5 separate regions of the Homo sapiens genome follow, and all the other regions are linked to region 1. A link is a loop called in an ENCODE intact Hi-C map of the cell type or tissue named here. Cell type or tissue: B cell. All regions are shown on one strand.

The links. Peaks named below come from ENCODE experiments on the same cell type or tissue, not always from the same donor. Only the 100,000 strongest peaks of a DNase experiment are listed, where the experiment ranks them.
Region 2: a loop joins it to region 1, with 3 times the contacts of the local background. A loop is called at or near these places in 2 of 110 quality-filtered maps.
Region 3: a loop joins it to region 1, with 6 times the contacts of the local background. A loop is called at or near these places in 2 of 110 quality-filtered maps.
Region 4: a loop joins it to region 1, with 2.3 times the contacts of the local background. A loop is called at or near these places in 4 of 110 quality-filtered maps.
Region 5: a loop joins it to region 1, with 3 times the contacts of the local background. A loop is called at or near these places in 2 of 110 quality-filtered maps.

The regions. Positions count from the first base shown.
Region 1 is chr3:193,967,399-193,972,398 of GRCh38, forward strand. All of the region lies in intron 1 of LINC02026 (long intergenic non-protein coding RNA 2026), which reads right to left. Among named protein-coding and RNA genes, the nearest start is that of LINC02026, 34 kb to the right of the region's middle. In B cell, CTCF peaks have their summits at 2,949 and 3,170; DNase peaks (open chromatin) are centred at 2,973 and 4,203; H3K4me3 peaks cover 916 bases; H3K27ac peaks cover 1,266 bases.
Region 2 is chr3:194,055,951-194,060,950 of GRCh38, forward strand. All of the region lies in intron 1 of LINC02028 (long intergenic non-protein coding RNA 2028), which reads right to left. Among named protein-coding and RNA genes, the nearest start is that of LINC02028, 13 kb to the right of the region's middle. RefSeq lists enhancers at 993-1,938, 2,574-2,623. In B cell, no CTCF peak of the experiment used is centred here; a DNase peak (open chromatin) is centred at 2,421; H3K4me3 peaks cover 974 bases.
Region 3 is chr3:194,102,436-194,107,435 of GRCh38, forward strand. All of the region lies in intron 4 of LOC102724877, which reads left to right. Among named protein-coding and RNA genes, the nearest start is that of HES1, 31 kb to the right of the region's middle. RefSeq lists an enhancer at 1,684-1,773. In B cell, no CTCF peak of the experiment used is centred here; DNase peaks (open chromatin) are centred at 227, 1,256, 2,016 and 4,876; H3K4me3 peaks cover 2,268 bases; H3K27ac peaks cover 2,117 bases.
Region 4 is chr3:193,863,326-193,868,325 of GRCh38, forward strand. No RefSeq gene overlaps it. Among named protein-coding and RNA genes, the nearest start is that of LINC02038, 22 kb to the left of the region's middle. In B cell, no CTCF peak of the experiment used is centred here; DNase peaks (open chromatin) are centred at 2,256 and 4,886; H3K4me3 peaks cover 762 bases; H3K27ac peaks cover 206 bases.
Region 5 is chr3:194,030,443-194,035,442 of GRCh38, forward strand. The region is part of intron 1 of LINC02028 (long intergenic non-protein coding RNA 2028); the gene reads right to left. Among named protein-coding and RNA genes, the nearest start is that of LINC02026, 29 kb to the left of the region's middle. RefSeq lists an enhancer at 1,736-2,313. In B cell, no CTCF peak of the experiment used is centred here; a DNase peak (open chromatin) is centred at 2,529; H3K4me3 peaks cover 1,204 bases.

The sequences.
Region 1 (5,000 bases):
GGCAAAATTACCTTAAAGACTTCAACTAGCAGATGAACTCAAGTTCAAGAACAATAAGAGCATTTTACAATTACCTAGACAGGAAACAAGTTAGCTTACCTACAAAGATAGAAATATAGACTAGCATCAGATAGCTCTATAACATTAAACATCAGATGAAAATGGAGAAATGTTTATAGTTTTGAGTGCAAAAAATTGCCTGCTAGTCAAGAATTCTAAACTCATTTAAGTTGTCATTCATGTCTGAAAAAAATTTCTTATATTTCTTTACATTTTCTTACAAAAATTTTCAATTATTCAGATTCCTAAGCCATATCACTGACATTACTTTTGAAAAAACTACTTAAATCATACTCCAGCCAACTAGAAATTATTCAAAACGAAAAATGGAGAAGTTCTAATGAAATGGAACTCATGGTTGTTACTTTATTTTTATTTTATTTTATTTATTTATTTTTTTGGAGACAGGGTCTCACTCTGTTGCTCAGGCTGGAGTGCAGTGGTGCAATCTTGGCTCACTGCAGCCTCTGTGTCCTGGGCTCAAGGGATCCTCCCACCTCAGCCTCCTGAGTACCTGGGACCACAGGCACATGCCACCATGCTCAGTTAAAAAAAAAAAATGTAGAGATGGGGGTCTCACTACATTGCCCATGCTGGTCTTGAACTCCTGGGTTCAAGTGATTCTCTTGCCTTGGCCTCCCAAAGTGCTGAGATTACAGGCATGAGCTAGCATGCCCAGCTGTCATAGTGGTTGCTAAAAATCAATTAAACATCCTCTAAAGTATGGTTGTAAAAGACATTTTAAATACAAAACAGTAATTCTTGAAAGAGAAAATAATTTTTAAAATAATAACTGGCACACCTTTGTCAAAATTCAATGAATGCACACTTAAAATTTGTGTATTTCATTGTTTGTAAATTTTGCCTCAAAGAAAAATACTGCAAGCAATTATTAAACTCTAGTTAATGATATTTATGCAGAAGTATTCAAGAAGTATATTGATGTCTTTGTCTGTTTTACATTGCTATAAATGAATAGCTGAGACTGAGTAGTTTATAAAGAAAAAAGGTTTATTTAGCTCAGAGTTCAGCTGGATGAGGGACTGGGCATCTGGTGAAAGCCTCAGGCTGCTTCCATTCATAGTGAAAGCAAAGGGAAGCCAGCGTGTTCAGAGACCACATGGTGAAGGATGGAGCAAGAGAGAGGAGGAGGGGAGCTGCCAGGCTCTATTTAACAACCAGCTCTCTAAGGAACTAATAGAGCAGGAACTCACTCATTCCTTCCCATACCAGGGACAGCATTCATCTATTCCTTAGGGATCCACCCCAACAACCTGAAGGCCTCCCACTAGGCCCACCTCACCTCCCACTAGGCCCCACCTCACCTCCCACTAGGCCCTACCTCCAATATTGAGGATCAAATTTCAACATGCGATTTGGAAGAATCAAACATCAAACTACAGCAATTGATATTTTCAATTTACTTTGAAATGCATTTGTTTTAAACACGGGTTGATAGATGGACAGAACATGATACAGCAAGTATAGGAAAATGGCGATGGTAGACACGTGGGTGTTTACTGTAGAATTCTTTCAACTTTTCTGTATGTTTGAAAATGTTTATAAAACAGTACGTTGGAAATAAAGATAACCCCTGAGTCTAAAGTCCAAAATTAAATACATAAAATAAGAAACTGAGTGAACTTAGGAAGGAGGGGAAAATAAAAGGTTATTTCTTCACCTTGCATAAGAAACAATCAATAGGTAGCATTTTTAAAAATCAAAAATTGGGAAAATATAGATTCGTGTATTTTTAAAATTTTCAGGGCAATCCCAATAGAATTTTAAAATAGGACCTATACCTTCCATATCACTAGTGGAAAAATAGAAAATACAAACAACATAACACAAACAATTTTAAGCAGAGAGCAAGAAAATATTTTTAAAATCCAGAAAGCATAAGCAACTGGACTAAAGTTAAAACAAAAATGGTAACTGTGATAACAAATGTAAGTGGCTTTAGCTCCCATATTTGAAAAACTAAACTTATCAATATGCTATCATCCCAAGATATATACCTCAAATAAAGAAAAGCATTAGAATAAGAAAGGATAAGCTAGCAAATACATCACATGCACAAAGACTCAATTTGTAAAGAAAACAGGGTCACAATATTTTGTATCAAAGTAGAATTTAAAACGGAAAACTTACATGACATTTAGATAAATATTGAAAAAGTGAATAGCATGTAAATAACTGTCATGATGCTTTAATTGCCACATAATGTAGAATAAAAACAAATAAAGCAAGAATTCGTGGAAATTCAGAAAGAAATGGATAGAAATGACTTAGTAATGGCCGACTTTAAAGTCACCATCTTTGACAGCTCGGAAAGGTAATACACATACGATAATATAATAATAAGTTAAGAAGCACCCCAGGCATGTTTCAATCAGTGCAAGTTGATCAGGACAATACCTTTGCTCACACAAGAGGCTGCACTTTTTCTTAATGAAAACGGACATATGTGACCTTCTTTGGCATGCACCTACCATGGATTTACACTCGGCTTATGCTGTCTACACACCCCATTTGCACGTGTGCTGCCAACAGACCATTCTCTCCTACACATGAGATTTAACCAGACCCAAAAGCTATAAAACCTAGAGACGTTTCATTGTTGATTTGGAAGAAGAAACGGTATGGGCTGTAAGAACTGGAAAAGATTTCTTCTGACTATTAAACTCTGAGCTATTTCAAAGCAATAGATTCTAGCTATAGAGTGTTTAATAAAATGAGGAGGTTTGGGATCTTCCAAGCTATGTTTCATTTCCTAACCCTAGACCATGCTTCTGCAACTGGAACTAGAGATCAATGGGAAGAGCAACAAGGGTAAGGGAGAGTTGATGGATGTGCCTGAGGACGTTTTAGGTTTGTAGTAATGACAACATAGTCCACTGGGGGAGCTCTGCGGGCTGTTGAACATGTAGAATAGGACCTAGTTGGAAATGTGGATTGGAGAGCGAGCATCAAAAAAGTGAGTTAAGGGGGGAGGGGGGGAGGGATAGCATTAGGAGATATACCTAATGTAAATGACGAGTTAATGGGTGCAGCACACCAACATGGCACATGTATACATATGTAACACACCTGCACGTTGTGCACATGTACCCTAGAACTTAAAGTATAATAAAAATAAATAAATAAATAAATAAATAAATAAATAAATAAATAAATAAAAGTGAGTTAAAGCCCCACAATTCAAGTTACTTCGAGGATATAGGATTAACAAAGCCTGCTCAAGCCAAATGATGGGGACACGGCAGGCCAAACAGGGAAGTCTGTGTGTGATGTGATAGGCAATATAAAGCCAGCAAAGGTCTGGGATCAGGGAGGTCATTGTAATTGTCAGGAAATTCATATCAGATTAAGGCCAGTTTTGCCTCCCCACGTCTGTCAGCTGACATGTCTTCTGCCCTGTGAGGAATGCAGAATGCATCTGCTCCCCCTTCCACATGGCAATAGAGAAAAAAGCAGGACTAACACTTTGCCTTTGTGCATTTCACAGGAATAGCAGGAAAAGCCTTTTGAGAAGGCTCAACACTCACAGAGAAAACCACATTAATCATCAGCCTAGGAAACTGGAACACTCCACAAAACCATTGCTATAGATTCAATATTTACACAAAATCTGGAGGTTGAAGTTCTTCCTTTCCTTGCCACAGAAAGGAAACCATGAAAAGCTGCCAGAAAGAGAATCTCAGTTCCTATTTACACTCGCCAAATTCATAAAGCGCAACATTCTCATCTTATAGATAAGGAAAACTGAGTCGCAAAAAAGACAAAGTGTCTTGATCAATAACGTGTTCATACCCTTTACCTGACCATGCACATTTTGAGGTGCGGAAACTGCAGCCCCAAGCGTACAATGCCCTGCCCGACATCACACAGAGAGTGAACACCCAAGCAAACAGTCATCCCCGTTTGCCCCACTGCTCTACCCCATGTACCAACCAAAGCAGGCTAAGCAGAGAGAAAAGGAGGAAGGTAGCTGTGCTGTGTCTGAAGAAGCAAACCAAAATAAGTCTCATTCAATCCGGTCTTTGGGACGGGTAAAACCCCTAGTAATAGAGGAACCTGCAGACACGTAGTTGGGTTTTGGTGGAAATCATTGGGACCTTCTCTGCTATGTTTCTCGAAACAGTGTCTTTCAGCTTTCTGCAAGGGAGTTTCCCAGAGGTCTTATTACAAGTATGGTTTGGCTGGAGCCCAGCCCAGACTTCCTGGGTCAGAATCTCAGGGTGGGGCCCTGGAATCTAAATTTCTAACAAGCTTCCCCAGTGGATTTTATACACACTGAAGTACAAGAGCCACTGTGGCTCACATTCTTGACCAGACAGTATGAAAAGACTAAGTTCAGATCTCATCCCCAAGATGGGGGTCAGACCAGACAGGGGTCACCGTCCCGCCTTTAGCACCCGGGCCCCACGTGCCCTTTCAGCCCCTGCTCGTTGCTCAGCACAGCCCAGCCCAGAATTACTCCTCCTAAAAGACATCTCTCTGCCATTTTAATTTCCAAAACCTGTCATAAAAGCAGCTCTTCTCTTCTGATGAGGTAATTGGTGCCATAATACCATTAGGAGGGTGCCCCTGGTGCACAGCTCAATTAGGAAAGGTGTATTAAATGATTTACATTTCTTTCTTTAGCTGAAACACTAGTTATAGACTTGCTAAGTAATAGGATGTTGTTAATGAGCCATAGCATGGGGCTCATTTAATTCAATACTGTAGCTTTCTAGCTAATTGAGGCATTGTTCTTCTTTACCCCACAGTCCAATTTTTCTTCTCCCAAAGCCAGGGGAAGAAAAAGAAAGGAAAAAAAGAAAAAAGAAAACCATTCGAGGGTCAGACAGCAAAAGTAAGAACCTCCATAGAGTCTGATTCCCAGCCAGTTTATGACAGCCCAGCCTTCCAGGGGATAAGATTCCCTATGTTAAGAG
Region 2 (5,000 bases), 89 kb after region 1:
TATCACCATTGTGCTGATGACAAGACTGAAGCACAGAAAAGTTAAGTAACCTGCCCAAGGTCACATAGCAAGTAAGTGGCAGAGCCATACAGGAACCCACAAAGGGTCTCACCATACCAGTTTACCCACCTGAAGGAATATTGTACTCTTAAGGTTGGCCTGGGGATACTCAGACAGTCAGGATGATGCATGGGTACCCCCAGGACACCCTGTGGGTGCACTTTGTTTTTTGTTTGTTTGTTTGCTTTTGAGACGGAGTCTCACTCTGTCGCCAGGTTGGAGTGCAGTGGCACAATCTCAGCTCACCGCAACCTCTGCCTTTCGGGTTCAAGTGATTCTCCTGCCTCAGCCTCCCAAGTAGCTGGGACTACAGGCATGTGCCACCACGCCCGGCTAATTTTTGTATTTTTAGTACAGATGGGGTTTCACCATGTTGGCCAGGATGGTCTCGATCTCTTGACCTCGTGATCCACCCACCTCAGCCTCCCAAAGTGCTGGGATTACAGGCGTAAGCCACCGCGCCCGGCCTAGATGCACTTTCAGTACCCCTGCTGTGTGCTGTGTGGGTGGGTACTGAGTGGGCGGCGGGAGGGGCACAAAGCTCTTCCTGCCTGACTCAGGCAACTGTGCTGGGTACTTTTTGCTGATATAAAATGGCGCTGTAGGAGCTGTTAGCACAAAGGTAATGGAATCCAAGAGGAAGAATTAGCCAAGAGAGACGTTCAGACCAGTGGGAAGCGAAGCTGGTGTGGCGCGTGTTTGGGGGAGGGCACACATCTTGCTTTTCCACGTGCCAGAGAAGGGAGCTCTCAAACCATCCTAGAACTTTGGTCTTCACTGCTCTCTCCCCAGAAGCATCCTCTAAGGACTCGTTCTGTGCCCACACCTCCATACAAAGAAACAAACTAGACAGGGACAAATTCTGACTCCTCGACAGTCTAGCCAAACCTGTTCATCAACAAACTGGCCTGCTGGATGCAGACTTCACTGTTTCAGGGCAGGAGTTCCCCCAAGTGCCTGGCATACTTCCTGGGGCATCCAAGGCAAGACCTGGCCCCTGCCTCAACCCTCATGCCGTGGGTCCCTCTCTTTCTCACACCTCTCTCCTCTCTCTTCAGACCGACCCTGGGAGCCAACTGCCTGCCATCGGCCTCTCCTGTCCCTGCCTGCCCTGTCCCTTTCCAACAGGCAATAGATGAGGTTGCCAGGGAGCCCCTCTTGAGAATGGCGGCATGAGAGTCAACAAGCTGCCAGCACGTGTCCAAAACGGACAGCAAGTACTTAGTTCCTGGTGAGTGCTGGGTGTGCCACCCCGGGGTCCCAGCACTTTCTGACCAAAACAGAGCATTTAAGAAGGTCCTGGCCAGGTGTGATGGCTCACGCCTGTATCCTAGCACTTTGGGAGGCCGAGGTGGGCGGATCACCTGAGGTCGCGAGTTCGAGACCAGCCTGACCAACATGGAGAAACCGCGTATCTACTAAAAACACACACAAAATTAGCCGGGCGTGGTGGTGCATGCCTGTAATCCCATAGTCCCAGCTACTTGGGAGGCTGAGGCAGGAGAGTCGCTTGAACCTGGGAGGCGGAGGTTGCAGTGAGCCGACTCCAGCCTCGGCAATTAAAGCAAAACTCCTTCTAAAAAAAGAAAAAAAGAAAAGAAAAGAAAAAAGAAAGTCCTCACTTGCCATGTCTGACTTCCAGATTTCCCAGCGTTTCCTTCTCCACTTTCTTGAGGTTCGTGGCTTGCAAAGGTTAGGAGCACTGGCTCTGGAGCAAGACCGCCTAAATGTAAACCCAACCCAACCATTTGGAAGCTGTGTGATTCTGAGGAAGTTGTTAAACCTCTCTGGGCCTTCTTTGGTGCCTGTTAGGCAGAAATAAGAATTCCTATGTCATAGAATTGTTGTGATGATTAAATGAGTTATTACATTTAAGTGATTAGAACCGTGCTTAGCACAGAGGAAGCACTCAAAAGTTAACTACTATTAGTGATGTCTAAACTTTTTTCCCCAGGGAAGGATCAATGCATTTATCTGAGTCAAGTTCAACTTTGCACTCCAGTCCTTCAGGCAGGTAGAGAGGTATCTGAATCATGTGAAAACCGTTACCGGTTTGGGGGCGAATATCAGGAAGGAGATTTAGCCCTTAGAGATTTAAGGGCTTAAAGAGCCTCAGTCCCTGTTGACCACATAACATCTGCAGAAAAGAAAAAAAGAAGGAAAGAGCGCTGAAGGACCCACCCAGGGAGGAGGCTGAGCCGCGCTCCCTCTAGCCTCCCCAGAGGTGCATTCGTTAGGTTCCCGCCCCGGCCCCAGCCCCAGCCCCAGCATCAGCTCCGGTTCCTCTGCAGACGTTCAGCCCCTTCGGAAATGTAAAACCCGGGAAGCGAAAGCTGCGGCGACCTCCCAGAGCCTCTCAGGCACGCGGCATCTCTCCCCACCGGCAGCGCCTTGAAATACCAAAGGCCTAGCCAAAGATGGAACCGTTTTGTTGGGAGCTCGGGTTTCCCCCGCCGCGAGGCTGAGCCGGTGGCGCAGCTGCTCAAAGGTCACGCCCGAGACACGTCCGCACAAGCCCGGGTGGCGGGGCGGGCAGCGGGGAGAGAAGAGGGGAGTGGGGAGGGGGACGGGGGCAGGGGGGAGGGGCGCCACCTTCTCCAGGGCCCTGCGGGGTGGGCTCCCATCTTCATCTCGCAAGCATCCAACCCGGGGAGGTGGCTTTCCTCTCCCTACTAAGATTTTATTTTTGCAAAACAAAAGGGATGCCAAAAAAGCAAAAGTTCCTAAATGAAAAGAAAATGCTTCTTTAAAAATGCTAATTGTGAGCTTTTTATTATTGTTTTGGAATTTCAACTGATGGCTGAAAATCTAAATTTGGCCACAGGAAACCTGGATCCAGTTAACCTTGAGAAGTTAAGTCTTCATTTTCTATTAAGTAAAATATTTGGGTTTGAATGCTTAGAGCCCTCTGCTTATGATAAAAATAGAGGCACTGAGCAGTTTAACCACCTGTGTTTTCCTTGGATCGCATATTTTCCACAGTAAACAAGAAAACACAGATTGGAAATCCATTCATTCCTTCATAAGAGTGCTTCAGTTGGGGTTTATTTGTGTTTTCAATCAATAGAAACCAAAAACAACCTTTGCAGGGTTATGATATTTCATGCAAAGAAGCTCCAAGAAGCTCTTTTTATCCCCTCTGCAGCTATTTCTACATAAATCCCCAGATTTTTTTAACGCAGTTAATAATTATAATTCCATTTAGTTTTCTGAGCACATACTACATGTTTTACCTGCTGTCATCTCATTTGTGATAACACTTGGAGAGTAGTTATTCTTAATTCTTATTTGCCAGATGAGAAGACAGGCTCAGAAAAAATAAGCAGTAGCTAATAAGGGACACAGCCTTTACATCTGAGAGCTACAAAGCTGTGCTGATTCCACCACCAGAAACCATTTCCAGTGTTTAAATATTACTAAATAAATAGACGGTTAGATTCATGGACAGGAGTTTGTTCTTTTAATTCCCAAGCTTGCTCTTTAGGTGACAGGCATACAGTGGAAGACAAGTTTCTGGCCAGGATAATACTATATAGCATTACTAAGCCTCTGAGCCTCAGTTTCCCTTCTCCAAAATGAGACATATATTTAAGGTATATATCCAGCTCTGACATCCAGAGACTTATTCGAAATGAAAAGCTTAGGCTCAGGCCGGGTGTGGTGGCTCACGCCTGTAATCCCAGCGCTTTGGGAAGCCAAGGCGGGTGGATCACCTGAGGGCAGGAGTTTGAGACTAGCCTGGCCAACATGGTGAAACCCCGTTTCTACTAAAAATACAAAAATTAGCTGGGCATGGTGGTGGGTGCCTGTAATCCCAGCTACTCGGGAGGCTGACATGGGAGAATCACTTGAACCAGGGAGGCAGGGATTGCAGTGAGCCAAGATCGCACCACTGCACTACAGCCTGGGTGACAAGAACGAACCTCCATCTAAGAAAAAAAAAAAAAGCTTAAGCTCTTTGGTCCATCACTGGCATGGCATAGTATTAATCACCCCTTTCCTGACTCCCTGCTTCTATTCATCTAACTCTGTGGTTCTCAACGTTAAAATCTCCTGGAGGAGCTTTTAAAAATACAGATGCTTAGGCCTCGCAGCCAGAGATTCTGCTTTCATTGGCTTGAAGTATGGCCCAGGCCTCAGCATTTTTCAAAAGCTCCCCAGGTGAATGTGTAGCCAGGGTTGAATATTGATCTAACCTAGTGAACGACTCCAGTTTCATCCACCCCAGCTGTGCTTTTATAAATGTAGTTACCATAACTGGAATTACTTTTTATAAAATCCAATAAGACTAGCGCTACCAGAGTCAATCTCAAAACAGATGTGAGCTTTCACTCTATTTAATTGTGTATTTTGCTTAAATAAGTTAAGGTGTCTCACCAAAGCTTCAAAATGCTGTTAAGTGTATGTGTGTTTGTGTGTGTGTGTGTGTGTGTTTGTGTGTGTGTGCGTGTGTGTTGTTGCTGATCCTTTCCTAAGGGACAGAGACAGAATAGTACTATAAGAACCAGAAGGTTCTAGGTCAATCTGATCCAATAATTGATTGGCCAAGTGAAATAAATCACATAAAATATTTATTTAACCCAGGGATAATGCCCATTCTTTGGAACTGGCTTGTGTTAGACCCAGCCTAAGAGACTGGTCTGAGCTGGAGGTGGTAGAAGTATGAAAGTCAGGATAAGAGGTCAGGCCGGAGCCATTTGAATCCCCAGTGGCTCTAGGCTATTTTATGTACGATTAGTCTCTCATGTTGGCATCTATGAGAGATGTCAAACTTTCCAAGGCACTCCATCTAAATGTGATCCAATGACATAAGTGCCCAGGGAAAGCCCAAACACTCTTATCAATCAAAAAAGATTTAGTTTTCCTATATAGAAGGATCTACTGATTTCTTGATATACAGAAGAAATCTAGCGTTTGTTTTGTAAGTAAATGTCTATAAT
Region 3 (5,000 bases), 140 kb after region 1:
GAAATCAACTTCCCCTCCTTAACTCGAAGTGATGTTAAAATCTTAGGAAGTAGGACATTGCTGCTGGCAGTAAACCTCCCCCACCAGAGCACATGAAGAATAAAAACAAACAAACAAACAAAAGTCTTAGGTGGTTGGCAGTGTAAGCACAGCAGTGACTTTTGGACGGACGGCTCCAACCACAGGACTGAAACCTAAAATGACCCAGGCAATCAGCCCCAAATAAACGAAGCAGGCAGCAAAGACCTCTCAGGTCTGTACTTACTAGTCACGTTATGAGGCCACCTGGAAATAGTAGCCACCCCAATCCCTCCACCCCATACCTCAGAGCCTTTGTTTATGTTGTTCTCTGTCTAGAAGGACCTTCTCTACCTCATTCATTCCTACATAAGCTCAGTGCCACCACCTCAGTGAAGCCTCCCTTAACCTACACAGCCCTGAACTTCACAATCACAGTTACTTGTTTTTTTCTCTAATCATCCCCTAATTTAAGCGTGGCTATTGGACAGCACTTGCCATGTTTTACTATACTTAGCTCTTTTAAACATCAGATTTCTAGAATAGTTCAAATTATTTCTAAGGAGAGAATATATTTTGCAAACCCCAAACCTGTCTTGTAGCCATTCGGCAAAGTTTGTTGAATAAATTAGCCAGTGTCTGGATAAAATACCTTTATAATTATAAACTACTTGATCCTCAAAGCATCCCTCCAATAGAAAAGGACAACTGTTACTATCCCCATTTAACAGATGACATGCATATGACAGGCTGACGCTCATTCACTCAACTTAGGTTAAATGTGTGCAAATTTCCAGTGTAGCAAAGTGTTTCTCGATGTGCACACGAATTTCCTGGGGAGCTTGGAAAGATTCAGACTGATTCAGCAGCTCTGGTATGGGGCCTGAGATTCTGCATTTCAAACATACCCCCAGGTGACATTATACTGCTGGTGCTGGGGCCACATTGCCAGTCTCACCTACCTAACAGGGTGGCCGAGAGGAAGAAAAGATCCAATTAGTATAGTGAGTACGTAGCAGGAACTGGTGTCTCTGAAACCATAGGAAAGAGGATGGATAGACAGCTTTATATCCACTTCACAGAGGTGAAAACTGAGGGCCTGAGAGACAAAGCGACTCCTCCAAGATCTAATGCACCCTCTGATACCGGTTCAGTACTGTCTAGACTGCCATCTACTGCTCTGCATGTCAGGGGGATTCCCAGATGAAGGTACCACATCCTGTCCTCAGCAAGGTGATGAGGGTGACACACCTGCACCTGCAGGGACTATAATACAAAGTTGAGCGAGAGAAAAGCCAAAAGTCCAGAAGCGGGTGAGCACGTGCCAGCCAGATCTTACGTAAATCCGTGCCACATCTTTTGTTCCCTACCCATGGCTCAATTAGACTGGAGATGGGGGTCTTCTTCTATCAACCCAATCCCTTTAAAAAAAAAAAAAAAGAAAGATAAAAAATAGTAGCTTTAGGATTTTTCTTTTAAGCACTGAACCTCTTCAGTGGAAAGTGCTGCCCTTCCGACCTGTTGATGTAATTGCCATAATTGAAGATTCCAGGCTCCCATGTGAGTGGACAGGGCCCCATTCATCCATCGGGTCAGCGAAGTGTAAACCTGCTGAGTCCTTCAGATGCCCTGGCCGCAACCGCCCCCCACAGCCCCCTCCAGCCCTGCAGCCTGGGCTCCCCGCAACGCCAGGGCAGCCAGGCCCAGGCCAGTCCCTCCTGCGATCTGGGAACGGTGCCTAATTAAGGGGTCTGTTCTCATCTCCATGGGGCCGACTTAACGCCTTCTGACAGTAATGAGAGCCACACGTGTGGGGGTGGGGGGTGGGAAAGACGGCCCACCTGCTGTCTTAGCACCCTATTAAACAGCAAGTCTAACACACACACACACTCACACACACACACACACACAGGCACACATTGCAGGCCTGCAGTAACCACCATCAAATCTTTAAAGCTACAAGGAGCTGCTCCAATTCTGAAAGAGGAAGGAACCAAAGAGAAGAAATAAACTGCCCAAGGGCACACAGTGAGTCACTGTCACTGGGACCCAGGTGTCCTGTTGCACCTCACAGCACAGACTTCCCCTGTGGAGGGTGGGACCCTCCACTGCAGCCCCAGGGGAGCACATATGAGTGTTGGGGCTGAGGAGGAGGCAGTCTTGACTACTCTGGAGCAGCCAGTTGCAGAGGGCCAGCCACAGCAGAGCAGAAAGGAGCTCTGAGAACAGATTCCTCCAGGGGCTTCTGTCTCCAGGACACCCTTTGGTACAAGACAAAGCAAACCTCAGAGGGGAACACTCAACTGCTGCTGGTGGATCCACATCTAATCCTTCTGACATCCAAAAGGAGCTAGTCTTGGTTTCCTTCTCGTGCATGCTTTGTGTCCCTGTCTAACCTCCTACCAGTGTCCTGTCCCCACAGTCCTCAGTCCCAGCCCCCTCTCCTGTCCGCTTCCCATGAGCAGCTTAACTAGCTGCTCTGTGCCGATTCTCTTCTGTTTTCCCAACGGAGGAACTTTGCACAGTGCTGGGCACATGGTGAGTACTCAGTAAATATTTAGTAAATATAATAAAAGTCAATTGATGTTAGCTCCAGCTCTAAGACATGTTAGTTCATTGTGTTAATCATAATTTTGTTTATAGGCGGGGCCAGAGAAGCCTCCTGAGATGCAGGTGTAGCAAAAATGCTGAAAATAACGTGGACCAAATCTCTGCAATACTGGCCCATTAATAAAGATGGTGAATGAAAGGAATGGAATATTTCAGTTATGTCCAATTCCAGTTCTAATTCCAATGGCACAGTGATGAATCCCAAAAAAGAAGCCAACATATCCTGGATACTAACGATCTAATCTGGATATGCAGACTCCTTCCAGAAGCTCCGTCACTGGCATCTCTGCTACCATCTTCCCTCTTTGGACTTCCCAATCCTCTCTGCACACTAGCGCTCAGCACGGTGGATCTCTCTACTTGTATTATGTCACACCCTTGCTCAAAAGCCTTCAGTGGTTTCCCCTGCATAAAATCTGCACCACCCGGCTCTCAGGGACCTTGTGGGTCTGGTTTGGCCTCAGCTCAACACCGCAGTTTTCCACTTCTCTCCAGAGCAACTGCTTCCCTCCGCTTTGGTCAAACTGGTTTCCTTACCCAACTCAGACAGCATACAATAGGGAGTGGGAGTAACGATAAAATTTGTAGCCAAAAAAGTCAGGTGTGAGTCTCAGATTCACCATCGGATCTCTCTGAGTCTAGTTCCTCAAGGGTAAAATGGAGATGATAATTATGTTCACTTTGTAGAGTCGGCATGAGGATTTTGTGATGTAATGGATGTTAAAGGACTTTACAAACTGTAAAGGGCCGAAGGACAGTTGTTCATCTCTAGCCATGGATTATTCCCAACTCCAGCATTGTCTTTGATCTCACGACTCACTTTCCCTTGCCCTTCTCCATATCTTACACCCACTCAAACCCAACTCCAGCCCTGCCACCCGTAGAAAGCCGTACCTGATCCCTCCAGTTCTCACTGATCCTGGCTTTTAAAGTCATGCCCATAAAGCATCTTGATTTGCTCACTGTATCTTACGCATGTCCGCCTTAGAACTCCAAGTTTATGATTATTTACCTACAGATGATATAAACATTCAGGTTGCTTACAATGAAAAAGTAAGTACATCTATAATAGCAAAGGTCAAGATAAAAAAGTGAAAAATCAGAAATGTCATTTTTTTTGCTAAGGTGTATTAGCTTGCTAGAGCTGCCATTCCAAAACACCATAGACTAGGTGGCTTAAACAACAGAAATGGATTTTCTCACAGTTCTGGAGGCTGGAAGGCCAAGATCAGGGTGCCAGCATGGTGGGCTTCTGGTAAGGGCTTTCTCCCTGGCTTGTAGACAGCCGACTTGACTTCTAGTTATGGCCTCACATGGCAGAGAGAGAGAGTGTGTGTGTGGGCAAGATGTCTAATTTCTCTTCTTTCTTCTTATAAAGGTGCTAATCCCATCATGAAGGCACCACCCTTAGGAATTCATCTAAACCTAATTACCTCCCAAAGGCCTCATCTCTAAATACTGTCACATTCAGGGTTCGGGTTTCAACATATGAATTTAGGGAGGGGCACAATTCAGTCTGTTGCAGGGAAAAAAAGGACAATTATGTCCCCTTTTAAGGGACTGGTTAAGTGGCTACTGCAGCTAAGTATCCTTGGAGGATAATCTTCATTTCCTCTTCTTCACATTTCTATACAGGGGAGACTTGCTCTCCCCAGAATATGAAGTAGGAGGGTTGGAGTGAGCCTTTCCCCTCTCTCTCCCTTTGGGGAGAAGGAATAACTAATGGGTGACCCGTAGGTGTTCACGGAGTAAGGGGCACCAGGAGACAGTCACTGCCTTTTGCTCCTTTGGGCTCCTCAGAGCAGAGCAGACACCTGCTTTCCAGCCTCTCTTGACTTCTGTGATAAGCCGCCTGCTCGGGGAATTGCCCCTCTCTGCCACCCACCACCACTACCAAACAGGATGGTCACTATTCTCCTGCTGCTTCTACTCCACTGGTTTTCTAGAAACAGGCCCATAATCTTTCCCTTGTAGTAGCTTGAAAAAGTGGACTCACAGTCTGCATGGCAGAACATGCCGATCCCAAAGCCTAGCTCAGGGAGGAAGTATGAGATCCCACCCCCTCTCCCAATACAGTGGTTAGAAGAGAGCCCTGACATTTTGGAAGCTTACTTGCCATCTGATATGGTTTGGCTGTGTCCCCACCAAAATCTCATCTTGAATTGTAGTTTCCATAATCCCCACATGTCATGGGAGGACCTGGTGGGAGGTAATTGAGTCATGGGGGCAGTTTCCACCATGCTGTTCTCATGACAGTGACTGAGTCCTCATGAGAGCTTATGATTTTATAAGGGGCTTCCCCCTTCACCTGGCACTCATTCTCCCTCCTGCCGCCCTGTGGAAAGATGCCTTCCACCATGATTTTGAGTTTC
Region 4 (5,000 bases), 100 kb before region 1:
TCTCTGGAGCCCTTGAAGCTTTCTTCCTTAAATAAATCATTCTGCAGGATCCTGTGACCTGAGACCTGGAAGTGGTTTTGTTTTGACCTGGAGCCACGGCCTCCAGAGAGAGGAAGTCTGTCCCATTTGGATGCCTATGTGAACGCACACGACGTGGCTTTACTCTCCCCCAAAATGGGCAGACGAGGTGGAGTTGCTAGAGTCTATCATGTAGGTCCTTTTCAAGAGCTGAGCAGGTACATGACCACCTGTCTGCCTTATACATTAAAAAGAATAGGAAACCATTATCTTGAGACAGGTGATGAGGGCTGCAAGCTTGGGTAAGGGGATTTTTGGAAGCTTTTGAGAAGCTGTATGTTGGAGCTGACAGAGAAAGCAGAAACCGTCTTTGACAAACCCCTTTATTTACAGAGCAGGACACCAAGGTCCAGAGAGGGAAATCCTGTCACCAGTGTCCCCAAGGACTGCCTGTATGAAGTCGCCTTGGAACTGGTCACAAAAACCACTTCTGGGCCTCATCGCAGATGCAGGATCTCTGAGGATTTCCCTAGGAACCAGAGTTTGACGCACTTCCCAAGTAGTTCTGATGTACTCTGAAGCTTTGGAAGCTGTGCTAAGTTCTCTGGACTTTCTGCTTGGACGCAGGTTGGGTCCAGCCTTCACACAGGCCTCGGCTGTTTCTTCATCTGCCTCTCTCTGCCTGCCCCTCCAATTACCATCAGTCCCTCCTGAGCTTCCTCACTTCCAGGTCACCTCTCCCTGCTGGCCTCCCTTCCAGGCCACCCATCTAAGGCTCCTGCATTCTAAGCTGCCAACATCAGGAGAGGGAACAGCACGCTCTGTTCAGGAATGTCGAGCTGGACAGGGCCCAGGAGAGGATCCAGTGCTGCCCCTCCTCCCTGCTCCCCATCCATATAGGTTTCTTTCTCTGTTCCCCCTTGTGTATTAAATGCTGACATTGCTCATGGAAGCAATAGCATCTGCTGTTTCCGGAAGCTGGAAGCACTGTGTGGTCTCAAGAGGGTCCTGGAAGATGCTAAGGGCTTTGGAATTTAGGGACTCGCTCAAGGCTTATTATAAACTGAGTCCTTGGATGATTGAAAAAGAGTAACCATTTTGCCAAATGTCTGTGCTATGGTTTAGAGCTTTGCTAAGTTCATACAATGTTATAATCGGTTCCTCCCATACGACCACCTACAGCCATCAGCCATTAATTTATGTGCATGTCTTTTTGAAATTCCTTTGTGAGTGATACTTACTTGAAGCCAGGGTGGTTAGTCTTAAAGCAAGCAGAGAAGAGGGATGGAAGCCCGTGGCTGTGGAATCTGGTCAACACGAGGCCACATTCCTGCCTCACCTGGTATAGTTGCTGGGCCTGGGGACCTGTCCGACTCCTCCCTACAGCTCCTGTTTTCTCACCTGAAAAGTGATTGTAATTTCTACTTCACAGATGTTCTACCATCTAGAAGCACTGTGCCTGAGGCCAGCACATAGATAGAGAGTGTTTCTTTTCTGTTCCTTACCTTTTTAAGCTGCTATTTGAGACAATTTGCTGCAGACTCTCTAGGCCCAGTTCCCTGTGCTCTAACACTCTTCCTCGTAGTAAGAGGACTCTTCTGGAAAGAACTCTTAAGTTGTTAAAGATAGAAAAGTAATCTCATGAGGATGCAAAGGCATAAGATACAATGTACTTTGGGGACGTGAGGGGAGCGGGGAAGGAGGACGAGGGATAAAAGACTACTCATTGGGTACAGTGTACACTGCTTGGGTGATGGGTGCACCAAAATCTCGGTAATCACCACTAAAGAACTTATCCATGTAATCAAATAACCACGTGCTCCCCAAAAACTATTGAAATAAATGAAAATAAAAAATAAAAATATCTGCAGTGGCTCACGCCTGTAATCCTAGCACTTTGGGAGGCCAAGGTGAGTGGATCTCTTGAGCCCAGGAGTTCCAGACCAGCCTAGGCAACATGGCAAGACCTCATCTCTACAAAAATAATAAAGTAAATAAAATAAAAAGAAGGAAATGGAACTATATGTACTGGTAGAGAAAGATGTCCAAGATGTCCAAAAAAAGCAAGTTGGAGAGCAACAAATAATATAATCCTATTTTCTAAAATAAATATTTTGCTGGGGTAAAAAAAAAGAAAAGTAAATTCTGAGTCACTACCATTGAAATGACTGTATCTCAGATGAGTACTTGAGATTCAGTCTGTCATGGTGGCCACCTTAAGAGGAACTGGAACCAAATTACCTAAGTTAGACTAGACAACAGCTAAGGCTCTTCTCCTTCTTATGATTCTATGATAACAAATTTGGCTTGACCTTTAAGGCCCTTCATAATCCCAGTCAAGCCCGTCTTACAGACTCATCTAACATTATTCCTCTAAACTCCATATTCCTTCCACGCTGTGCAGTTTACAGTGTCCCACCCATATCATGCCCCATCCTGCAACCAGACTTCTGATTCTTATACTTTCCACTCTTCCTCCCCTTTCCAATATTAGATTCCACCCATTCTTGAAGGCCCTCTTCCCTCAAGCCCCTCCTGCTTCCACAGTGGCAGTACACACTCCAGCCTTCCATCTGCGTTTCTCTTGCAGTGCTCCTAGCAAACTACCTTGTATTCTGGGTATATGGAAACATGTCTTATCAGACCACATCTTACTGGACTCTCTGAGGACAGCTCCTGGGTCTCAGTTTTTCTCAGAATGCCTCTAGCACCTGGCACACAAAAATTGTGCATGAAATGTTTATTGAATTGAGCCAAGGAATTCCAAGAATTAATTCACATAGACTCAGTAGACTCAGTGTTTGGTTTGAGCATTTTTCTTATTCAGGGCATGCTGGCAACAAGGATCAGGTACCCTCTGGAACAATTTCAAATGAAAAGAGGGATTATTAAAAGGATACAGGGGTCTGTTGTTGACCTCCAAGGACAGGAAGTGAGAAAGGATGAATCACAAAAGAACAAAAAAGATCTCCTCTCTGTGTCCTTCAAGGGGCTACGGGGGTTCTTGTCACCCCTAACTCTTTCTGCGTGTCAACTCTCTTCTCCTCTTGGCAGACTGGACCTCTCTGGAAGGCCCTTCGTTTTCTCTCTCCCACAGTTCAGGCTTGCCTGTGGCTCCTGCTGTGTTCTGCATGGTACTAGCTCCTGTCCTGCTGTCTCAGGACCTTTCAGTTCAAGCATCCTCCTAACCTGAGTCTCTGTGTCTCTTACCTCAAATTCTCTCTCTCAAAAAAAAAAAAAGGTGGGGGGGATTGGCTGGGCCAGAATTTGGCCCAAAGCCACCACTGGTCTGTGGTGACCAGGAGCAATACCATATGATTTCCCAGGCCCCACCCTTTCAGCAAGAGGCTGGAATTTGGGGGGAGGGTCGTGATGTTTCCTACTAACTGGCCATTAGCTGGATCATCATTTCCAAAGGAATCTAATACAATAATGTCCACAAAAAGCAGTGAAGGATACAGAGACCACAAAATAGATCCACAACGTGGGACAGAGTGTCATTGGCCTCCCAACAGTTTCACAGGAGCCCCTTGGATGCTGCAGAGCATGGGTCTCTGGGGACTGGAGGAGCTGAGGGCCACTCCCAGGTTGGCTCAATCTCCCTGAGAACCTTTTCTTTGCATTTTTGTTTTCTTCCCAGGAGCAGGCAAGTCTGACTAGATGGATATTTCTGGTCTTCTCTCAGTAGCCAACAAAGGCAATGCCAGGGTTGACAGGAAGAGAGCTGGGGAGAAGGAAGAAGTGGAGAGGGACGGTGTGAATGCAAGCAGCCAGGTGTGCACCCACCAGGTCATGCGGGGAACACTGGAAGAGGGCACTAAAGTCAGTTCCAGCAGGGTTGGGTGAGACCTCAGGGTGATGCATGGGCACTGTTTTTGCTCTCCCTACTGGACCATTCAGCCTGAGACATGCTGTAGTCTCTCCATTAAAAGAGTCCTCCACTGGCTCCTTACATCCTCTCTGTCCTAGTCGGTTTGGCTACTATAACAAACTATCATAGATTGGATGGTTTATACACAACAGAAACTTGTTTCTCACAGTTTGGGAGGCCAGAAGTCTGAGAACAGGATGCTAGTCTGGTCAGGTTCATTGAGGGCCTCCTTCCAGGTGCAGGCTGCAGACCTCTCATTGCAGCCATACATGGTAGAAAGACCGCCAGAGAGCTCTCTGGGGTCTCATGTGTGAGGGCACTCATCCCATTCATGAGGGATTTACCCTCAGGACCTAATGACCTCCCAAGGCCCCCTCACCTAATACCACCACAGTGGGATTTGGAGTTCAGTGTACAGATTTGGGAGGCACACAACATTCAGTTCATAGCACTCTCTAACTACTACCCCAGTTTCCTTTTTCAGCCAATAATGATGCCCAAAGTCACATGCCCTCTGGGAGCATTACCCACAGGAACATGTGGGATTGGTTCATTGCCACAGAGATTTGGTGGGGCCCAAAGGAACTTCTAGAAACTTCAAGTTTACACATCACTACATCTGCTTTTGTTGTCTCTGTGGACTCCCAGTCGCTTCACAGGAGGCCGCTGGATGCTGCTGAACATGCATCTCGGGGGCCTGGGGGAGCTGAGTGCCACTCCCAGGTTGGCTCAGACTCGGCCCTAAGCACCGCGTAGTGATGTGCTTCCCCTGCCACCCCCCACCTCACCGCACTCTCCTCGCTATGTTCTCTCCATCTCCAGGAGACACTTCCCCTTCAAGGCCCCATTTAAAATTCTCCTTTTCTGTGAAGACTTTGCTGATCTCACAGCCAGACAAGCCTCTCCTTCCACTGGACTCAACATCCTTTTGCCCGTATCAAGAAGGTAGCAATTGTCATGCTCCACATGGGTCTCCCTGACAAGCCCGGGCACTGCCTGGTGGCAAGAACCGCACCTCATTCATCTTTATGGTGCCCAACACCCGCTAGACTCTCAGGATTGTTGGATAAAGGAAGACTTCTTTGCCAGACATTGAGCAAGACTCAGTTTT
Region 5 (5,000 bases), 63 kb after region 1:
AAAGGTAATATGCTCCATCAACCACAGAGGTTCATTACTAGCCCAGTATCAAGCCAAGGGTCTGGCCAATGCTTTCACCTGGCAGACTGCCATCAGAGGCTGCTTGGGCAACACAGACATGCAGCCTTGATCTTCACCTGTGCAAACAGCCTACGTGGCACAGCTGAGCCCCAGACATGAGGGATGGACCTGGAGTTTCTCTTTTTTTTTTTGAGACAGAGTCTCACTTTGTCACCCAAGCTGGAATGCAGTGGCACAATCTTGGCTCACTGCAACCTCTGCCTCCCTGGTTCAAACGATTCTCCTGCCTCAGCCTCCCGAGTAGCCGGGATTACAGGCACCTGCCACCATGCCCAGCTAATTTTGTATTTTTAGTAGAGACAGGGTTTCGCCATGTTGGCCAGGCTGGTCTCGAACTCCTGACCTCAAGTGATCCACCTGCCTTGGCCTCTCAAAGTGCTGGGATTACAGGTGTGAGCCACTGTACCCGGCCAGAGTTTCTCTTGACCCCACCCACACCTCCTGGCTGCTTGTCCCAAGACAACAGCTTCCCTACTCCAAATCTACATTTTCCCTCTTTTATTAAGGGAAAGAATAGTCCCTAGGGGTGTGCCACTGTAAAATTCTCTGGAGGAAATAAAGAAAGTAATAACATGTTAAACTATGGATTCTTCGGTAAGTTTCTATGGGCAGCCTTACTTGATGCCATTGGCAATTGTTTCTTGGTTCATTCTCTCCTGGGGCAATCACCAGGTCTGGCCTCATAACAATCCTTTTCCTACTTTTTTTTTTTTTTTCCTGAAAACCAATCCTATGAATTGGTGTGGGAAGGAACCAGTGAAAATCTCCTTGTGAAGGCTCATCATTTAGGATGTTTCTTCTTTAGAGTCCTCCTATTTGGGGGCTTTCTTGGGTAGGGGGAGTGGGGTGTGCACCAGCCAAGCCTCTATCAGGGGGTTGCCAAGCCGTCTCAAACTCTCCCCAGCCGGTTCTTTCCCCGCTGTGGGGCTTTTGGCAGAGAAGGGCCAGAGGGTGCCATTAGCTGGCTTCCCAGGAGCCGTGCGTCCTGCCTGGCTTCCCAGCTGGGTTGGATGGAGGGACATCGTGGTTAACAGATTTGCCAAAAATCATAGAGCTGGGGCTGGCTCTCCAGAGGTCAGGGATATTAAGAGCAAGCCAAAGGGCACAGAGTCCTGTTGCAAGACTGGAAGCAGCCAGGGACCCAAAGAAAGTGCCTGGGGCTAAGCATCGTCGAGCTCATCCTAGGCCTGTCTCCACTCCCTGGAGGACGGTGAACCCATCACCACACATCCCAGGGCCTCGGTCTCCTTGTCTGTAAAGCCAGCAGGTTGGGTCATCTGAGTGGAATAGATACTAAATTAGTCTAAGGTCCCTTCCAATGTTGTGATTCTCTGACTACTTTACAATTTGGGGGTCTGAAGACACCCCTCTACCTTTTTCCATTTGCAAGGTGTGCTGGGGCCACAACAAACCCAACCTCAGGTGCAGCGCCAGGTCCCGCCTCGTTTGTGCCTGTTCTTCCTCACATGACCTTTTGCCCCCGCCTAGCCTGTGCCAGGGCAAATGGAATTCAGACTGCTCTGATTCATTGACCTCAAAGGCAACCAAAAAAATGGCCTTGCAAAGGGGATCTGATGCCTCCAAAGCCGTGACGAGCCTTCCAGGTGGGTGGCTTTTGAAACTGCTCTCCTTCCTTGGGACCACAAAGCTTTATTTGACCAACATTCAAGTTCAAAAACTTTATTTGCCTGGAGCAAACCCAGGAGACTTACTCTTGGAAAACTACCTTCTCCCAGGCTTCACCAGACACCTCACAGGGTGGGAGTGTGGGGTGAAACACATCACACCCATGGCCCTGTGACATTCTCATCTTCCCAGCAGGGAGAACCGGTCCCTGCCAGTGTCGAGAAGTCAAAACAAAGCTCCTTTTCCATGTGCTTTTTCTTCCTCAATGGCTTAGACTGTAAAGTCATCAGGAAGCATGGTCTAGTGCTCCAAGCTCCAGACAGACGGCTTGACCTCTGTCCTGGCGCCCTGGGCTGGCCTGGGCCAGACACCGCACCCCCAGGACTGTTTTCCCATCTGCAAAACAACTCGGGCCTCTCTAAGCCAACACTACCTCTCACTGCAAAACACAGCCCCCTCCCTCCTCCAGGGGCAGTTGGCCTTAGAAACCAGCCCATCTTTAGGGGAAGAAATCCTTATGGGGCAGGCGGCAGCAGGGCATAGCACAGAGGAAGAAAAGAGTTCATCGTGCGCTGGAGGCTGAGGGTGTTGGGGGTTTGAGGGAAGGTGATGGTTTGGGGGAGCGTCTTTTCCACTCTCCTGGATCTGAGGTGGAAGGTCTCTGCTCTGGGCTCTGAAACGGGATGGTGTCATGTGCAGATAAACAGAGAAGCCTATTGTAGATGGCTGTTGGGTGTCTCCAGGGATCAGTAACACCTTCATCAGAGAGGATGCTTCTGTAAGCATTCTACTTCCCTTCCCCACCCCCACCCCTTAAATAAGCAGCTGTTTCCTCCGCCCCTGTCCCTGGCCCCTCGCCGCTGCTGGGTCATCCTGCCAACCCCGGGCTGCAGACTGACTTACCTAGTTTCAGAACTTAACTTGCCTGGATGCACTCCGTCTTCTTCTACTTTACAAGGTCTCTTTTACATCTGCCCTTTACATAAGACCCTGCCTGACCCAGCCTCGAAGGAAAACCCATCCCCCCACCCGTGCTGGTGTTTGGAGCTCAGAAGTAGCCCTCCCAGTGACCCCCTGCCAGGCCTCTGGTGAGCATTTTCATCTGATCCTTAATCCGCCTCCTGCCACCTTGGCCAAACACACCCAACCAGGCTGCCTGTGGTAGGCTCACAATATCCCTGGCTCTTATGCTATCAGATAAGAAACTTCACATGCCCCAGCATCACTGACACCAGGTCTGAGGTTTTATTTGGGAAGAGGAAAGATTAATAGATGCTGGGGCAAAGAAGTCCAAGTATTTGAAGAGACAGACACCCTTGCTCTCCAAAGTAAACCGTTGTACACAATTGCATGGCCCTTAGATGAGATCTGAGAGAGTAGTTCTCACCCCTGGCTGCAAGTTAGAATCCAGGCTGCTCCCCAGACAGATTACATGGGAATCCGTAGGATTGACATCCAGGCATTGGCTGGCTTTGAGAGCCACTGATCTAAAACAATGCCCCATTTTGCAGTTTGGGAAAGAGGGGAGAAGTGATTTGCCCCAAATTAGATGGTCATTTGGGACAGAGCCCTGAGCAGAACCTGTGTCTCCTAACTTTACATTCCTATCTCTTCCCATCATGATTTTCCCTCTGGTCGCTTTAGAAGAGAGGGTCTTAAACTCAGAGGCACATTAAACCTATGTAAGGGAACTACTGAAATATACAATGCCAGGCTTCCTGAAATTCTGGTCTCATTGCTCCGGAGTGTAGCCTGGGTATAAGTATTCAAAGTTCCTTGAGTGACTCTCATGTGTAGTCACAGTTGAATGAAGCCCTGCTTATTAAAGGCTAAACCCCTTCAGAGAGACAGAAAGACTGAGAGAGGGAGAGGCAAAAAAAAAAAAATAATACTGTGGAGGCTGGAGGAAGGAAAATTGTTCTTGTAGGAGGAATCTTGGGATCCATCAAAACAAATGATGCTTGAGCTGGATCTTGAAGCTTTCAATACTTGGAAGTGGCAAACAGCTTTTCAGGAGAGGGAACCGTGTGAGCAGCGTCCCCCAGGAAGGGATATGGGAGATGGGACAGTTAGGAATTGGACAGAACAGGCAAATTGGGACCAGCGTGTGGGAAGCTTTCAATTCACATGGGAGTGTGGCATGAACTGTCCAGCCCAGTGACTTCCAAACTCTCGCACACATCAGACTCACCTAGAGGGCTTGAACGCAGGCTGCCGGGCCCACCCTCAGAGTCCCATATTCAGTGGGTCTGCGTGGGACCTGGGAATTTGCATTTCTAACAAGTTCCCAAGTAATCGTGATACTTCCGGCCTTCCCAAGACACTTTAAGAACCACTGTGCTAGGCAAAGGGAAATCCCAGGAAGTTTCAGATTTGAATCACTTGGAGAAACATATACACACACAGAGAGAGAGAGAGAGTAGGGAGGAACTTCAGTAGGACAGGAACACTGATCTGGCATAGAGAGAAAATCACAGAGCAGAGCAGCCCAGAAGCGCATGCAGGCGCGGCCACTGCATTACAGAAGAAGAAAGGAGGCCCGAAGAGGGCCCGGGCAGTGGGACTGGGGAGGAAGGCGGGTTTACAGCAAGTTCAGTGGACGCGTGCACAGGACATGGTGACTGACTGGATTTGGAGGGAAGTAGGGCAGAGTCCAGGGGGAGTGACTTCTGGAAGCAGAACAGCCAAGGGGGTGCAATTCACTGAGCCGAACGGGCAAGAGGAGGGGCAGGTGTGGGAGCAGTGCCAGGGGCTTGGCTGGAACATGAACCCGAACCCTGTTCTCAGGTGCCTGGCAAGAAGACCTCTGACTTGGGCCTAGAGTGTGCCAGAATGAAGACGGCCCTGCTCCCTAACAGTTGCTGTTTCTGCCCTAAAACTCACCTCCCAGGGGTGTTGGGTGGCAGGCGGGGGAGAGCTGAGCCAGGGTGGTGACCCATCGTGAGGTGCTTTGGGGCTGCGTCCCCTCTAGTGGACAGGCACTGGAGTCCAGCAGAGCTCTGTCTCTTCAGGTCCAGTCAGGGAGGCAAAGGAATCAAGCATTGCCATGCACTCACACTGGAACCCGCTTTGCTCCAAGCCCTCCATCTGCCTTCAGTTACAGGATGTGCTCCCTGAAGCAGTAGTTCCCAATCTTGGCTGCACGTTAGAATCGCCTGGCGAGCTTCAAAAATGCCTGCTACCTGGGCTGCACCCCACACCAATTAAAACAGCATTTCTGGGATAGGACCAAGGCATCTGTATATTATAAACCTCCACAAGTGCAGCCAGGGTTGAGAATTGCACCCCGAAGG